Regions from separate parts of the Homo sapiens genome. Here region 1 is linked to region 2. A link is an interaction called in ENCODE POLR2A ChIA-PET data of the cell type or tissue named here. Cell type or tissue: B cell. All regions are shown on one strand. Links, peaks and the distances in the headings refer to the core of each region. The heading gives the core; the rest is flanking DNA.

Region 1 (9,193 bases), core at 2,376-4,875, 290 kb after region 2:
CACTGTGTTTTTTTTGGCAGTAATGGACTTGTGGCTTTAGATAATATGGATTCCCAATTTCTTTGTTAAGTAAAAAGTGTTAGTTTGGTACTAACCTATCTTTGACACTGCTGTAATATTTGTAATCACCCTTTCCAACATAGAACAAGCAGTCCCCAGGCCTAGAGCTTCCAGCAGGAAGCACTATCTAGTTAGAATTTATCCTTTTTTTTTTTTTTTTGAGACAGAGTTTCGCTCTTGTTGCCCAGGCTGGAGTGCAGTGGCGTGATCTCGGCTTAGTGCAACCTCTGCCTTCCGGGTTCAAGCGATTCTCCTGCCTCAGCCTCCCGAGTAGCTGGGATTACAGAAATATGCCACTATGCCCGGCTAATTTTTAGTATTTTTAGTAGAGATGGGGTTTCTCCATGTTGGTCAGGCTGGTCTTTAACTCCTGACCTCAGGTGATCCACCTACCTTGGCCTCCCAAAGTGCTGGGATTACAGGCGTGAGCCACAGCGCCTGGCATCAATAATATTTTATGAATTATTATTATTATTATTTTGAGACAGAGTTTTGCTCTTGTCCCCCAGGCTGGAGTGCAGTGACACGATCTCGGCTCACTGCAACCCTGCCTCCTGGCTTCCACTGATTCTCCTGCCTCAGCCTCCCAAGTGGCTGGTATTACAGGCACACATCACCATGCGCAGCTAATTTTTGTATTATTAGTAGAGACAGGGTTTCACCATGTTGGCCAGGCTGGTCTTGAACTCCTGACCTCAAGTGATCTGCCGGCCTCAGCCTCCCAAAGTACTGGGATTACAGGTGTGAGCCACCACGCCCAGCCTATAAGTTATTTTTTACCATTAGCTTTTATTTGTGGCAAATGATACTAGCTTTGTATGGTTGGAATTAAACACTTCCATTTTAAAGAATTTCAAGTGTCCCATAAATAATACAATAAAGTAGTATGTCTGCGGATTGGCAAAATTTGCAAAGGTGGTATGTAAATGACTCAAGTGTGAGAAGCTTGACCAGGGGTTGGTAAACTTTTTCTGTGAAGGGCGAGAGTGAATATTTTAGGCTTTGTACACCATGTGGTTTCTGTTGCTACTACTTAACTCTGCTGTTGCAGTGCAGAAGCAGTCTTAGATGATATGTAAATGGATGGACATAGATGATATATAAATGGATGGATGTGGCTGTCTGCCAATAAAACAGGCAGCACTAGCTTGCCAGCTCTTGCTCTAGACAAATCTGTTATTTTATTATTTTTTAAAAGGCAATATTGGAGAATACCTTGCCCTGTTCTTTAGTCTTTAGGGAGATGTCTTCTTTGTAGAGACTTTTGGTCTCTTACTGGAGTAAAGTCTCTTTGTGTTTTCCCTCCGTTCTGGAATGTGTCTGATGAGCCTTTTGCTGTTTTGCCAAGATGGCCAAAATGTCCTTCGGCTTTCCTTTTTTTGTGACATAATTACATCTGTTCTTCCTAAATTCCTCCCAGACGCGTTTTTCTTTTCCTTTTTTTTTTCGTTGAGACGGAGTCTCGCTCTTTCTCCCAGGCTGGAGTGCAACGGCGCGATCTCAGCTCACTGCAAGCTCCGCCTCCCGGGCTCATGCCATTCTCCTTCCTCAGCCTCCCTAGTAGCTGGGACTACAGGTGCCCGCCACCACGCCTGGCTAATTTTTTGTGTTTTTTAGTAGAGACAGGGTTTTACTGTGTTAGCCAGTATGGTCTTGATCTCCTGACCTCGTGATCTGCCCGCCTCAGCCTCCCAAAGTGCTGGGATTACAGGCATGAGCCGCCGCACCCGGCCCCAAACGCCCTGTTTTTCTATGTGTCCAAGTTTCTGCCATCTCCAGATTCTCTGGGCCTCTGATAGCATGTCGCCTTTCACGTGGTTTTCCTGTCCCACCTTAGAAGGAAGAAAGTCTCTGGGGCTAAAAATATAGGTCTCCACCTAGAAATGACTAAATAGAGTAACTAAATCAGCAGTTACAGGTTGGCTCTTGTTGATGGGCTTTATTTGTTCCAGGAATATACTTTCATCTCCAGAATGATTTAATAAAACTTGAATTGCTAACCATTAAAAATCAACATGTTGGCTAGGCACGGTGGCTCAAGCCTGTAATCCTAGCACTTTGGGAGGCCGAGGTGGGTGGATCACCTAAGGTCAGGAGTTCAATACCAGCTTGACCAACATGGTGAAACCCTGTCTCTACTAAAAATACAAAAAATTAGTCGGACATGGTGGTGTGCACCTGAGTCCCAGCTACTTGGTGGGCTGAGACAAGAGAATCACTTGAACCCAGGAGACAGAGGTTGCAGTGAGCTGAGATCGTGCCATTGCACTCCAGCCTGGCTGACAGAGCGAGACTCCATCTCAGCATGTTTATGTTAAAATTTGGAATTCTAAAGTTTGGAATTCCAGCTTCTGGAAAACTCTGGCAATCTGGCCCCCTTGAGCCTCCACTTTTATGCCCTGGGTAGGGCTGAGCCTTGGGTGCCACTGGGTGCAGGGCGGGGCTCCATGCATGTTTCAAAATCATCGTACTCTGTGTATATGTGGCGTCTCTCTCTCTCCTTTGTCCCCAGCTACTGCTCCTCAGCAGGAAGCGGATGCTGAGGTGAACACAGAAACACTAAATAAGTCCTCCCAGGGGAGCTCCTCGAGCACACAATCAGCACCTTCAGAAACGGCCAGCGCCTCCAAAGAGAAGGAGACGTCAGCTGAGAAAAGCAAGGAGAGTGGCTCGGTGAGGATCCCCCCATGCCTTTGGCTAGTGACATCTACCCTTTGTGCCAAGTGGACTTAGGACCCCCTGTCTGCCGCCCTGAAAGTTCCGTGTTGTGGGAGGCTTGTCCTAACAGTGTGCCGGCATTTCCAGTGGATGTGTGGGAACATGGAGCCTGGGCCGGCGTGTGTGGGACCTGGCAGCTGCTCCCCAGTACTCTCTGCTGGGGACCCTCAAAGTGTAGAATAGTGTTGCCCAGGAGAACTTTCTGCGATGATGGAAATGTTCTGTACTTCCCGTCCAGAATGGTAGCTGCTAGCTACATGCAGCTTTTGAGCACTTGAAATGCAGCTAGTGTGACCGAGGACCTGATTTTACAGTTTTATTTAATTTTAATTAATTGAGATTTCAGTAGCCACATGTGGCTAGTGGCTGCCCTATTGGGCCACGAAGGTTTCACCTCCTTGTTTGTTTGCCAGGGTGTGATGTATGTGACATTGATGGTATGCAAAGACTATTTTCATGAGTATATAGTTTTTTACATTTTTAGTCACTGTATATCTATTTCATTGCATATTAGGAAAAAGATAAATCGTTAGACTGTCAGTTAAAACATGTTGGTTTAACTGATAGTATTACCTAGTCAGAGGCTAGCATGAATTAAAAGCGGACTGACAGAATTTTGAAGTAATGTACTTTCTCCTTGGATATGGCAAAAATCTGGAGGGGGTTCTGTTAGTGAGTGGAGTTTAGGAAACAGTGAATGTTCTAGGGTACAGTGAGGGGCCACTCTGGTGCTGCGTTCCAGTCTGTTCAGTGTGGGAGATGGTACCTGGGGTTTGGCCACCTGGCCGCCCTGTGCCCATCACTCCCACCTGACCGTGCCAGGCAGAGGACACTGAGATGCTTTGGGGGCAGCGATGAGCACCCCCATGACTCCCTGGATTTCCCTGTGGGGGCGACAGTAGCCTCAGTGCCTTGAGTCCATCTTTTTCTTTTTGTATTTCTAGACCCTTGACCTTTCTGGCTCCAGAGAGACGCCCTCCTCCATTCTCTTAGGCTCCAACCAAGGCTCTGGTATGTTGCCCCCTGGTGGGCGAACGGTGCTTTCACATTTCAGATGGGCAGATGGGGAGCCATTTTGTCAGGGAGAATTTGAAGGGTTTATTCCAATGGTTTCCAAACGATTATGGATCCTTAGGGGTGCCTGGGGTGGGTCAGTGGGGGTGAGGGGGTAGCTGAGCATGTTAACTTTCAGGTACCTCTTCAAGCTGATCGGTATTACCTATTGTATTTACTGGGGATCCACATAAAACTCCATTTGGACAGAGGGTTCTGTTGCTGACCTGGGGTAGGGTAGAAGAAGTGCATTTGGATTGGGAAGTTTTTTTTTTCTCTCTCTCTCAGGGAAATGAGAACGGTAAATGACACTGTGTAAGATTTTATTCTGAGGTTCTGACACCTGCATATGGTGGATGAAGGCGCTCAAGCCTTTGAGAATTGAAGGCAGTGCTTAAGTGGATGATCTTTCTGTTAAATCCTTTCCTTTTGGAGAATAACCTGGCAGGCAGGTTTGGGGAAATTTCTGAGACTTGACATCTAGGTTTTTTCTTCTGTGGGGTTTGAGCTGTCTTCCTTCCTTAGCCCAAAGAATCTTTTTCCTGCACTTTCTTAAAGCAGTTTTGGGTCATTCCAGAAGGGTTCAGAGAAGGTGTCTTCCTGGTGGAAGACAGTTTTACTTCATTCAAGGTTTTTGCCTGGCACCACAGCTCCAGGACCTTTCTGCCTGATGATGATTTTTTTTTTTTTTTGAGACAGTCTTGCCCTGTCGCCCAGGCTGGAGTGCAGTAGTGTGATCTCAGCTCACTGCAACCTCCGCCTCCCAGGCTCAAGTGATTCTCCTGCCTCAGCCTCCCAAGTAGCTGGGACTACAGGGACGCACCACCATGCCTGGCTAATTTTTTAAAAAAATTTTGGTAGGCCGGGCGCAGTGGCTCATGCCTGTAATCCCAGCACTTTGGGAGGCTGAGGTGGGCGGATCACAAGGTCAGGAGTTTGAGACCAGCCTGACCAACATGGTGAAACCCTGTCTCTACTAAAAGTACAAAAATTAGCTGGGCGTGGTGACATGCGCCTGTAATCCCAGCTACTTGGGAGGCTGAGGCAGGAGAATCGCTTGAACCCAGGAGGTGGAGGTTGCAGTGAGTCGAGATCGTGCCACTGCGCTCCAGCCTGGAAGACAGAGCGAGACTCTCTCTCAAAAAAAAAAAAAAAAAAAATTGTAGAAACGGGGTTTTGCCATGTTGGCCAGGTTGGTCTTGATCTCTTGACCTCAAGTGATCCTCCCGCCTCTGCCTCCGGAAGTGCTGGGATTACAGGCGTGAGCCACTGACGATTCTCTTGAGCTGAAAAGCAAACATTTCATTTCACTTCTGCATATTGAGTGCATGGAGGAAGAAGTGATGTCCATTGTTAGGGGCTGGGAACGGTTTCCCTAAGGGGCTAGGCCTTGAAAGTTGGATGGGATTTGGGGGCACAGTCAGAGGGAGTAATATGAGCTTGCTTTAGGAGGGAGGATATGAACTTGGCATTAAATATGACTGAACCACCTATTGAAAAAGCAACTCCCTCTTCACTTCCCCTTGTAACAGGCTCAGTTTAGTGCTAAGATGTCTTTAGCATCTCTCATATTTCCTGATTCTCTTTTTAACAAAGACTGAGCAGACTCTAGATTTTAGCCGCATGCTCCCCACCCTAGAACTTTTAATTTAAGGTTTTCATTACATTCATTTTTGGAGTTGCCCTTGATTTAACAGCAGATTTTATTGGTTTTGTGTTTTTTGTTGGTTAACAATAAAAGTTTAGTTATTTACCTAAGTTACATAAGTTTAAAATAAAAACATGAACTAAGCAATATGTAAGAGGACTATGGATGTGTCGAAATGGCACAAGTGGTGTGAGGAAGGTCCAAGTTAGGGAAACACCGTTTCAGACAGAGGGGTGCTGTTAGGGTTTTGGAGCCTCAAAGTGGCTTGATTGAAATGGCATCTGAGAAGATGAATGATGCCGTGGTAGGATGAATCTGGCAGGAGTCTGTTGGCATCAGGAGGGTGGCATACAGGAAGGTAGTTGGGAGAGGCATCGTATTCCATTCTGAGCTGGAGGAGTATTACCTAGACCAGGGTCAAGAAACTTTTTCCATAGAGGGCCATTTAGTAAGTATTTTAGGTTTTGCAGGCCGCATGGTTCCTGTCATAGCTGCTCACCCTGCCGTTGTAGTGTGAAAGTAGACATAGATAATATGTAAACAAACGTGTGCCTTGTGCCAATGAAACTTGAATTGCAAAAACAGGCATTGAGCTGGCCATAGTTTGCTGACTCCTGACCTGAGGCACACTGGCCCAGGGAGTGGAAGGGAGAGGAGGCAAGAAGCCCCAGTAAATGGTGGGGGGAAGAGGGGGGCGAGCAGGGGGAGGAAGGGGCAGTTTTTCTGAATAAGGCAGATAAATGCCTATCTTCGTGGAGTTTCAAAGGAAGTCAGAAGAGCAGCTATTGGTGATACTGAAGAGCATGAACACCTTATCATGTTTTTCCCCAATGTCTGTAAGAGCATAGTTAGTATTTCCATTATACAGATGAGCAAGTTGAGGTCCAGAGACATTAACTCAGATGCCCAGGTAACTCAATGAGTAATTATGAGAGCCAAGACTTCAGTTCAGATCTCTCCAGACTCATGCTTTGAAAGGTGGGTGGGTGGGATTTGGGGGCACAGTCAGAGGGAGTAACGTGAGCTCACTTTAGGAAGGATACGAACTTGGCATTAAATATGACGGAAGCACCTACTGAGAAAGCAACTCCCTCTTCACTTCCCCTTCGAACAGGCTTAGTTTGATACTGAGATGTCTTTAGCATCTCTCATATTTCTTGATTCTCTTTTTAACAAGGACTGAGCTTTGCAACCATATGCAACCAATTGAGCTTTGCAATCCAGACTCATGCTTGCAACCATATGTCAGGTATACTTAGGTGGACACCTATAAAATTGTTGTAACTCAAAAATGGCTGAGTAATGGCACTTGTGCGTGGCTCTGCTAATAAGGCACTGATCTCTAGGAAACGTCAGCGTGCAGATGTGGCCTTTTTTTCCTCACCCAATTCTACTAACTGTCTTGTTTCTATACCTCCCTCCTTCCTACCTCCTTACCCAGCTTAATTTCCATGGAGTACTGTTGCTAATACAACCCAGTCTCCCAGGCCCTTCCTGTTTTCCTAGCATGTCCATTTGGCAAAACCTCACCTTGGATGAACCCCAGCTTTCCGCTTTTGATTTACCTGCACCTGAGCCTCAGTGCTTAACTGGAGAATGTTACACAAGAACACAAACTCCTCTCATCACACACGCAAATCTGGGTCACTAACCTCAGAAGCAGATATTCTCTTCTGCCGGATCGTCTTCCCAATATGTTTTTCTTTTATTAATACTTTTTGTCCCCAGAGACCTGTGTTCTTTTTTTATTCTACTTTTTTGAGACAGAGTCTTTGCTCTGTCGCCCAGGCTGGAGTGCAGTGGCATGATCTCGGCTCACTGCAACCTCTGCCTCCTGGGTTCAAGTGATTCTCCTGCCTCAGCCTCCCGAGTAGCTGGGATTATAGGTGTGCACCACCACACCCAGCTAATTTTGTATTTTTAGTAGAGATGGGGTTTCACCATGTTGGCCAGGCTGGTCTTGAACCCCTGACCTCAGGTGATTTCACGTGCCTTGGCCTCCCAAAGTGCTGGGATTACAAGCTTGAGCCACTACGCCCAGCCCGGCCCTTTTTTTTTTTTTTTTTTTTTTTGAGACAGAGTCTTCGCTCTGTTGTCCAGACTGGAGTGCAGTTGCGTGATCTTGGCTCACTACAACCTTTGCCTCCTCAATTCAGGTGATTCTCCTGCCTCAGCCTCCTGAGTAGCTGGGATTACAGGTGTGCATCACCATGCCCAACTAATTTTTTGTATTTTTAATAGAGACAAGGTTTCACTGTGTTGGCCAGGCTGGTCTTGAACTCCTGACCTCAAGTGATTCACCCACCTTGGCTTCCCAAAGTGCTGGATTACAGGCATGAGCCACCGTGCCTGGCCAGAGGCCTGTGTTGTGACCCAAGTTTTTTGTTTTTATCAGGATTCCATCGTCCATGATGGCTATTTCTCAAGTTCTCTGCTCTGTTTTGGACCTCCCTGCATCTCTCCCTGCGTCACCATCCCTGGGCGCTCAGGGCTGCTCCTCTGCCCTCTGCAGGGCCTCCGTGGTGTGCTCTGTCCTTCCCTCCTGCCGTTCAAAGGCATCTGCATCCTTTGTTGTAGCCAGATTTCTCACTCTGTATTGCTTTTCTTCCTAGGCACTTAAATATCCTCATCTATCTCCAAGTGCCTTCCTTGACACCTTGCATCTCCAATAGAACGTTCTGTGACAATGGCCATGTTCTTATATTTGCACTGTCCACTATGGTAGCCACTAGCCACGTGTCGCTGCTGAAGCCTTGAACTGTGGCTAGTGCGACTGAGGAATGGAATTTAACATTGTATCTTATTGTAGTGGTTACCATATTGAATGGCATAGCTTAAGACCTGTCCTGTCTCCTTCCTCAACCCAGTTAGTTAGATGTCTCTTCAAGGGTTGTTATTCTAGAGCTAGGGCCCACCTGTAGTCCCAGCTACTTGGAGAGGCTGAGTCAGGGGGGTTACTTGAGCCTAGGAGTTTTGAGACTGCAGTGAGTGCCTGTGAATAGCCACTGCACTCCAGCTGGGCAACAGAGTGAGACCTCATATTTAAAAAAAAAAAAAAAAGTTGTTTCATTTGTCTCCATTTCCCTTTCTTTACACACTCCGCTGCTGCTATGATACAGTTTCTATTCTGATACTCCACCATCCCCCTAAGCCATTAACAGTCATGGACATTTATTATTATTATTATTAGTATTTGAGATGGAGTCTTGCACTGTTGCCCAGGCTGGAGTGCAGTGGTGCAATCTTGGCTCACTGCAACCTCTGCTTCCCAGGTTCAAGTGATTCTCCTGCCTCAGCCTCCTGAGCAGCTGAGATTACAGGAATACACCACCACGCCCAGCTAATTTTTTGTATTTTATTAGAGATGGGGTTTCACCGTGTTGCCCAGGTTGGTCTCGAACTCCTGAGCTCAGGCAATCCACCTGCCTCGGCCTCCCAGACTGCTTGGATTACAGGCGTGAGCCACCATGCCTGGCCGACATTTTTAATTCTAAATGTTGTTTTGAAACCTAAGAGACAGGATCTTGCCTTGTTGCCGAGGCTGGCCTTGAACTTGGCCTGAGCTCAAGCCATTCTCCCACTTCAGCCTCTTGAGTAGCTGGGATCATAGGCATGTGCCACCGTGGTCAGCAGCAGAGACTTTTTTCTTAAAAGACGACCAGATTGGCTAGAATCATGGTATCTTCATGTCAGAAAGGGCCTCCTCTCCAGGGT
Region 2 (9,193 bases), core at 4,104-6,603:
TGATAGTCTAGACCCTTGCTCTGTCTTCTACCCTCTTATTCCAATAAAATTCTCTTCCCTGTGTCCTGATCTATATTTCAGTTCCTATTCCTGGGTAGAAAAGATAAAAGCTGCCATTTATTTTTTAACACTTTATTTTGTTAGAGGCGTTTTAGGTTCACAGCAATATTGAACAGAAGATACAGAGATTTGCCATATACCTCCTGCCCAAACCCATGTGTAGCCTCCCCTATCACCATCCCCCCACCATCTTGATACATTTGTACCTACACTGAGGCATCATTATCATCCAGAGTGTGTAGTTCACATTAGAGTTTACTCCTGGTATCGTGCATTTTATGAGTTTGGAACAATTTATAACAACATGTATCTACCATTATAGTATCTATCATACAGAGTAGTTTCACTACCCTGAGTACTGTGCTCTGTCTACTCATTCTTTCCTCCCCACTAACTCCTGGCAACCACTGATCTTTCTAGTGTTTCCAAAATTTTGCCTTTTCTAAGATGTCACATAGTTAGAATCACACAGTATGTGGCCTTTCCAAATTGGCTTCTTTCACTAAGTGAAAACTTAAAGTTTTCTTCACATCTCTTCATGAATTGATAGCACATTTCTTTTTAGTACTGAATAATATGCCATTGTCTGGATATACCACAGAAAAGCTACCACTTATTGATTGATGATAATATTGGTATTAAGGCTGAGGGCAGTGGCTCACGCCTGTAATCCTAACACATTGGGAAGCTGAGGTGGGCGGACCACTTGAGGCCAGAAGTTCAAGACCAGCCAACATAGTGAAATCCCGTCTCTACTAAAAAATAAAAAATTAGCTGGGAGTGGTGGTGCATGCCTCTAGTCCCAGCTACTCAGTACGCTGAGGCATAAGAATCGCTTAAACCCAGAAGGCAGACTGCAGTGAGCCGAGATCATGCCACTGTACCCCAGCCTGGGTAACAGAGTGACCCAGTGACCTGTCTTAAAAAAAAGAAAAAAAAAAAAAAAAAAGAAAGAAAGAAAAAGCTCGGGTGTGGTGGCTCATGCCTGTATTTCCAGCACTTTGGACTTTGGGAGGCCGAGGGGGGTGGATCACGACATCAGGAGTTCAAGACTAAGACAGTGAAACCCCATCTCTACTAAAAATACCAAAATTAACCAGGCATGGTGGTGCGCGCCTGTAGTCCCAGCTACTGGGGAGGCTGAGGCAGGAGAATTGTTTGAACTCAGGAGGCGGAGGTTGTGGTGAGCGGAGATCGTGCCACTGCACTCCAGGTGGGCAACAGAGCGAGACTCCATCTCAAAAAAAAAAATTTTTTTTAAATATATATATATAGCTATTAAAAGTTACTATTTGTGTGTCTGTCCCTGGGCAGTGTTAAATGCTTAATATACATTATATCATTCATAGTCCCGGTTTTTCAAACCTCTTTTGCTGTAGAATTTTTTTTTTTTAACACAAATGAAATCTTATACAAAACACTATTTAAAATACAAGAGGCTGGGTGTGGTGGCTCATGCCTGTAATCCCAGCACTTTGGGAGGCTGAGGCAAGTGCATCACCTAAAGTCACGAGTTCAAGACCAGCCTGGCCAACATGGCAAAACTCTGTCTCTGCTAAAAATACAAAAATTAGCCAGGCATAGTGGCAGGCACCTGTAATCCCAGCTACTCTGGAGGCGGAGGTTGCAGTGAGCTGAGATTGCACCACTGCTCTTTAGCCTGGGTGACAGAGCAAGACTCTGTCTCAAAAAAAAAAAAAAAAAAAAAGCAAAAAACAAAACAAAACAAACAAACAAAAAAACAGCACACCTGTGATCCCAGCACTTTGGGAGGCCGAGGTGGGCCAGATCACTTGAGGGCAGGAATTTGAGACCAGCCAGGCCAACATGGTGAAACCCAATCTCTACCAAAAATACAAAAAAAAAATTAGGTGGGAATGATGGCACATGCCTATACACCCAGCTACTCCAGAGGCTGAGACATGAGAATCGCTTGAACCTGGGAGGTGGAGATTTCAGTGAGTCAAGATTGTACCACTGCACTGCAGCCTGGGCAACAGAGACCGTCTCAAAAAAAATAAAAAAAGATTTGTTACAAGTTTATTTTTGAAATTTATACTGTTTTTTCAGTTATAAAAGTAGTGAGAATGAGACTGTTGTGATATGTAGAAAATTTGAAATTGGGTTATGAAGAACTGTTATGGACCTAAATCCATCTCTGCCTCTACTTTATTTCTATATTAAGAAAATGTTGATAAATTAAAAAAAAAATTCAAAAAAATAAAAGTAAAAAAATAAAATCTTCTGATACTAGAAAAAAAAAAGAAAATGTTGACTTAAAGAGAGTTGCAAATGGTCTCAGTTAAGAAAATACTTTTTGAAATAAATTACAGGTACACATCAGATCAATTTAAAAGTTATCAGAGGGTATACAGTGGCCGTCCTTTCTTAGCTGCCTCCTTCCCTGCCCTGGAACCATTGTTACCCTAGTCTAGGTACATATACATGCATATAGTTTAAAGTTTTTAAGTTTAAGCATTTCGCCTATATTTTTGGCAAACTTTAAATTGATGTATAATATATTTATGGAAGGGCACAAGTACAGCTTGCTAAATTGTTATAAAATGAACACACCTAAGTAACTGGCACTCAAGAGCCCTGCTTTGCACTGTACATACTTTAAAAATGATCTTGGGGAAGGATTCATATCAGTTTGATTTACAGTTGCTTATAATTTTTTTTTTTTTTTTTTTTTTTTTTGAGACAGAGTCTTGCTCCATCGGGCTGGAGTGTAGTGGCGCGATCTTGGCTCACTGCAACCTTTGCCTCCTGGATTCAAGTGAGTCTCATGTTTCAGCCTCCTGAGTAGCTGGGATTATAGGTGTGTGTCACCACGCCCAGCTAATTTTTGTATTTTTAGTAGAAACCGCATTTTGCCATGTTGGCCAGGCTGGTCTCAAACTCCTGGCCTTGAATGATCTGCTTGCCTCAGCCTCCCAAAGTGCTGAGGTTACAGGCTTGAGCCGCCTCGCCCGGCTAATAGTTGCTTAGAAATTTCTAATAATTACACTGCATTCCATTGTATGGTTATATCATGATTTATTCAGTTTCATATTATTTCAAACAAAACTGGAAGTAAATATCCTCATATGTATTTGATGGTAAGTAAGCAGCTTCTCTGCGTATTTGTGTATAGGGTAGTGTGTGGACCTAAGCTTGTGTTTCTCTTGGGGGGAACCCAGAAGTAGAATGGCTGGGTTATATGCTAAGTGTATAATATTTACAAGTTTATTTTATTTTTTTTAATTTTTTTGAGACAGAGTCTTGCTCTGTTTCCCCAGCTGGAGTGCAGTGGTGGGATCTCGGCTCACTGCAACCTCTGCCTTCTGGGCTCTTCTCATGCCTCAGCTATTCTCATGCCTCAGCCTCCTGAGAAGCTGGGGTTACAGGCACACACCATCACATCTGGCTAATTTTTTGTATTTTTAGTAGAGACCAGGTTTTGCCATGTTGGCCAGGCTGGTCTCAAACTCCTGATCTCAAGTGATCCCCCACCTCAGCCTTCCAAAGTGCTGGGATTACAGGCTTGAGCCACTGCACCCAGCCAATATTTACAAATTTAAAGAAACTGCCCACTGTTTCTCAAAGTGATTGTACCATTTCACATTTCTCCTAGCCATGTATCCACGTATGATACAGTTCTAGTTGTTCCACATCCTTACCAACAAACGGTATGGTCAGTCTTTTTAATGTTACCCCTCATAGTGAGTGTATAGTGGTATCTCATTGTAGTTTTCAGTTTCCCTAATGGCTGATGTTGAGCATCTTTTTTCGTACTTACTTGCCACTGGTGTACCTTTTTTCTGTGAAGTCTCTGTATATATCTTTTGTGTTTTTTTTTTTTTTTTTTTTAGTGAGACAGAGTCTCACTCTGTTGCCACGTTCGAGTGCAGTGGCGCTATGTCGGCACACTGCAACCTTCGCCTGCCGGGTTCAAGCAATTCTCCTGCCTCAACCTCCCGAGTAGCTGGGACTACAGGCATGTGCCACCATGCCCGGCTAATTTTTTATTTTCAGTAGAGACGGTGTCTCACCATGTTGGCCAGGATGGTCTCGATCTCTTGACCTCACGATCCGCCCGCCTCAGCCTCCCAAAGTGCTGGGATTATAGGTGTGAGCTACGGGGTCCAGTCTCTTTTGCCTATTTTTAAGTTGGATTGTTTTTATCTTATTGAGATGTAAATTAGTTATTTTTTCTAGAAGAAAAACTTTTTTTGTGTTTATATTTTGTTTTTTGTAAAAATTATTTTATTATTTCCTATTTTTTTTTCATAGGATGGGGTCTCACTATATTGCCCAGCCTAGTCTTTAACTTCCGGCTTTAAGCAGTCCTCCTGCCTCAGCCTCTCAAAGTATTGATATTATGGGCATGAGCCCCTGCACCCAGCCTGATTTTTTTTAATTTGTATAAATTTATGGGGTACAAGTGTAATTTTGTTACATGCATAGATTGCCTAGTGGTGAAGCCAGGACTTTTAGGGCATCATTTACTCAAATCACATACATTGTACCCATTAAGTAATCTCTCATCATCCCCCTCCTCACCCTTCCTAGTCTCTTGTCTATTATTCCACACAATATGTCCATGTGTAGCATAGTTCCCACTTATTTTATTTTGGAGACGGGCAGATCATGATGCCAGGAGTTCAAGATCAGCCTGGCCAACAAGGTGAAACCCCGTCTCTACTAAAAATACAAAAATTAGCTGGGTCCACGTGGTAGTGCTGCCTGTAACCCCAGCTACTCGGGTGGCTGAGGCAGGAGATTCACTTGAACCGGGGAGGTGGAGGTTGCGGTGATCTGAGATAGCACCAGTGCATTCTAGCCTGGGTGACAGAGCAAGACCGTCTCAAAAAAAAAAAGAAATATATATATATATATATATATATATATATATCTCGAGAGAGATACATATCTCAGCTATATATCTATATAGCCAAGAACACGCCACTGCACTCCAGCCTGGGTGACAAAGAGAGACTCTGTCTCAAAAAAAAAAAAAAAAAAAAAATTAGGCATGGTGGTGGACACGTGTAGTCCCAGCTACTTGGGAGGCAGAGGCAGGAAAACCGCTTGAGCCCTGGTGGTCAAGGCTGCAGTGAACCATGATCATGCCACTGCACTCTGGCCTGGGCAACACAGTGAGACCCCCATCTCAAAAAAAAAAAAAGAAAGAAAGAAAGAAAATGTTTAAATCTTATTCTTCAACATGCTGTACCCTGATGGCCTGGATCAGTAGTAGTCCCTTGCCTCCTCTGAACTTCTCTACAATCTCTATAGGCAAAACCGACTTATCACTGATTGCCTTGTACTGAAGTGATATGAGTACCTGATTGATTGTGCACACTTGGAGGTCACAAACTTTGTTAACTCTCACAGTTCCTTAAATAGTAAAGGCATAATAATCACTGATTAAGTATGTCTGTGCATGGAAGAGTAGGCAACAACAACCAAGCAGCAGCAAATTAAAGATGATTGAAGTTTAAGGCCTCAAGACTTAGAAGAGTGGTATGAAAACTAAGTTTAAGAAAACTCACTATACTGGGCACGATGGCTCACATCTGTAATCCCAGCACTTTGGGAGACCAAGGCAGAAGGATCGCTTGATCCCAAGAGTTCAAGACCAGCCAAAGACACACCTTCTATACAAAACTTAAAAACATCAGCCAGGAGTGGTGACATGTGCCTGTAGTCACAGCTACTGGGAGGCTGCGCTGGGAGGACCGCTTGAGCCCAGTAGGTCAAGGCTGCAGTGAACTGTGATGGTGACACTACACTCCATCCTAGATGACAGAGCAAGACCCTCTCCAAAAATTGAATTAATTTTTAAAAGTCCCATGTGGATGACTATATTGTGATTTGGGGGAAAGAAAAGGGAAACTGAAGGTTACTGGGCAAGTTCATGCTTACAGGTTTGCCAAATCTTAGAACCCATACACTCAAGGCTTCTACCATTCTAGATATGATCGTGTACTTTTTTTTTTTTTTTGAGATGGAGTCTTGCTCTGTCACCCAGGCTGGAGTGCAGTGGCGCGATCTCAGCTCACGGCAACCTCTACCTCCAGGGTTCAAACGATTCTCCTGCCTCAGCCTCCTGAGTAGCTGGGATTACAGGCACCCGCCACCATGCCCAGCTAATTTTTTTATATTTTTAGTAGAGACGGAGTTTCACCATCTTGGCCAGGATGGTCTCCAATTCCTGACTTCGTGATCCACTCATCTTGGCCTCCCAAAGTGCTGGGATTACAGGCGTGAACCACCACTCCTGGCCATGACTGTGTACGTTTAAAGTCGCTTTCTGGATTCCATTTTATTGATTCCTGATGAAAGTAGTTTTAAACTTAATATGGTAACAGTCCTGTCTTATTATATGACAAAGATATCACTGACCCTCCAATGATGCAAGATGTGTAGAGTTATTTTTCTCACTGGTGGAGTTTCTTCACTGGTAGATTTTCCTATATGTAGTCAACTACTGTTCCAACTGCGGTGAAGACAACTACCTCAATTGAGATTAACACATTGTCATAAAACACAATTACCACCAAGCAAGTAAAAGGAAATAGATGAGCTGGGATGGAACACAGAGTGTGTAGTAGACTAAAGGGACAATTTGATAAACAGTACTGAGTAACTCTTATAACATTTTCAAATAAAATTGCCAAATTTTTTTAATAGAGATGGGGGGGTCTTGCTATGTTGCCCAGGCTGGTCTTGAACTCCTAGGCTCAAGCAAGTCTCTGGTCTCAGCCTCCCAAATTGCTGGGATTACAGGCAGGAGCCACTGCACTCAGCCCCAAAATTGCCAAATTTCAATCTGGAAACAAACTCAAGCTGATATAGCTACTCCACAAGATGACTTAAATAATCCATTTCAACGACAGCAATTTCACTGAGAGTAAAGAAAGTAACACTTGCTTTTCTTACACGAGAAGGAGGGGACTGAAAATCCCTCTCTCTCACACACACACACTTTTACCCAGTTATAGCATATACTGTGATGAAGTCAGGCGATTAAAGTCCCTTTTGAGACAGGGTCTCACTCTGTCACTCAGGCTGGTGTGCAATGGCACAATCACAGCTCATTGCACCCTCAACCTCCTGGGCTCAAGTCATCCTCCCAGCTCAGTCTCACATGCGGCTGGGACCACAGGCGCACATCACCATGCCCGGCTAATTTTTTTTTCCTATTTTTTATAGAGACAGGATCTTACTTTGTTGCCCAGGCTGGTCTCAAATTCCTGGGCTCAAGTGATCCTCCTCTCAAAGTGCTGGGATTACAGGTGTGAGCCATGGGACCCAGCCTCTAAATTCTTTATAAGTCAGCACTGAAAGCTGCATCTAACTTCACACGGTTATCTGGTATAAAGAGCTTAATTCATTTATGTTCAATCAACAAAATTTAAGTAAAAGAGCATTGTACATATCTACATAATGCCTTAAGTTTATAGAATTGTATAAAATAAGGAACCTTGGAAAACCATACAGAGCACCCTTTGTTTTAAAATTTTAAAAACTGGCCAAGAGAGATTGATTTGTCCAAAGCTTATAGCACATGCTTACAAATTATTCTGAACTCTGCCCTAGGTAAGTCTTCTTTTCAAAGTAACAAGCTAACAAAATATATTGATCAGGTACCAAAAAGGAAAAAAAGGTTTTCACATGTAGATTTCTTTTTAATCAAAGTTCTGTTTTGAAACTGAACATATGATCATGCTGCTCTTTCCACCAACAGCAATTAACTTTCATTTATAAAAATGTCAGTTTAGGACATTTCTATTATGATACACATTTTCTTTCAAAGTAAAATAATATGGCTTTAGATTTCATTTAAACAGAAGGGCAAAGAATATTTACTCCAAAAGTGCCCCCTTTTTTGTTAAAACCCTTTCTTCCCCTCCCCATGCTTTCTCTTCTTTTGTACTAAAGTTCTCAAATGCATGAGATGGAGGAACAATACCACAATACAACTGCAGGCTTCCTGCCTACTAGTCAGTCATTATTCTTCAGTCTTGAGAATTTTCAAAACACTGCTTGGGTTGCTTTGAAATTCCTTCTTTCAGATTTTCCCTCCTTCATGGAACATCTATTTAAAAGAATGACTTCAAAAATGTCTTGCTGCACCCAATCCAAATTCTCTAAACAAACTAAAAATGCTAGCCTTAGATATGAAGGTGGGATGTAAATGCCTGAAGCTTGGCAAACACCAACCTAATAAAAGTACAGGACAGAAAGAAGTATATTTCTGGCCAAGCATAAGAACAGTCTTTTTCTTATATGTATATAAATTAAGCTTGTTTCTGAAAATTTTCATATTTATATGGATAGTATCACGAAGTTAAAAACTACATCATTACTATCCCTTTTTTTTAAACAATACAATTTATAGACCTAAAAATCTCAACCTACATTGATAGCTGAGGAGAAAGGGGCTAAGTCAATTATTACTGACTTAAATTTCACACTAAAATGATGTATATTCATTTATTTTTTAAAAGTTGTTGGCCAGGCGTGGTGGCTCACACCTGTAATTCCAGCACTTTGGGAGGCCGACGCGGGCAGATCACCTGAGGCTGGGAATTCGAGACCAGCCTGACCCACATGGAGAAACCGCCATCTCTACTAAAAATACAAAATTAGCCAGGTGTAGTGGCACATGCCTGTAATCCTAGCTACTCACGAGGCTGAGGCAGGAGAATCACTTGAACCTGGGAGGCAAAGGTTACAGTGAGCCAAGATCGTGCCATTGCACTCCAGCCTGGGCAACAAGAGTGAAACTCCATCTCAAAACAACAACAACAACAACAACAAAAAGTTGTTGGGTGCTCTAAGGATCAGGGTTAAATTTAAAAATATATATACATGTTGTTGGGGACAGAAAAAATTAACAGCACCAGTCACCTGCAAACCTGGGGAATTTCCCATTCTTCTGACCACACTTAGATGGTGGTAGTACTTACTAACAAACTAATTAGGTTGTCGACATAAACCAAGAGCTACTCAAAACATGGTGTGGAGGGGTGATATACATGCTCTGCCACTGCCCAGCTCAACATGCTTTCTTTTCTTTTTAAAGGTAAAAGCATTAAAGATGGAAGGTTCATGAACAACTTGTCAAATTGTTACAATAAAT

What was found. Peaks named below come from ENCODE experiments on the same cell type or tissue, not always from the same donor. Only the 100,000 strongest peaks of a DNase experiment are listed, where the experiment ranks them.
Region 1: POLR2A ChIA-PET joins it to region 2 with 5 read pairs; 7 of 35 experiments call an interaction of 5 or more read pairs at or near these places.

Annotation. Positions count from the first base shown.
Region 1 is chr20:47,214,854-47,224,046 of GRCh38, reverse strand. It overlaps ZMYND8 (zinc finger MYND-type containing 8), which reads left to right. Exons shown (of 23, transcript NM_001281775.3): 20 at 2,573-2,733; 21 at 3,723-3,789. Among named protein-coding and RNA genes, the nearest start is that of MIR3616, 52 kb to the right of the region's middle. In B cell, for the core only: CTCF peaks have their summits at 3,566 and 3,768 (motif pointing left); a DNase peak (open chromatin) is centred at 3,786.
Region 2 is chr20:47,507,289-47,516,481 of GRCh38, reverse strand. All of the region lies in intron 1 of NCOA3 (nuclear receptor coactivator 3), which reads right to left. Among named protein-coding and RNA genes, the nearest start is that of NCOA3, 10 kb to the right of the region's middle. In B cell, for the core only: no CTCF peak of the experiment used is centred there; no DNase peak of the experiment used is centred there; H3K27ac peaks cover 1,694 bases.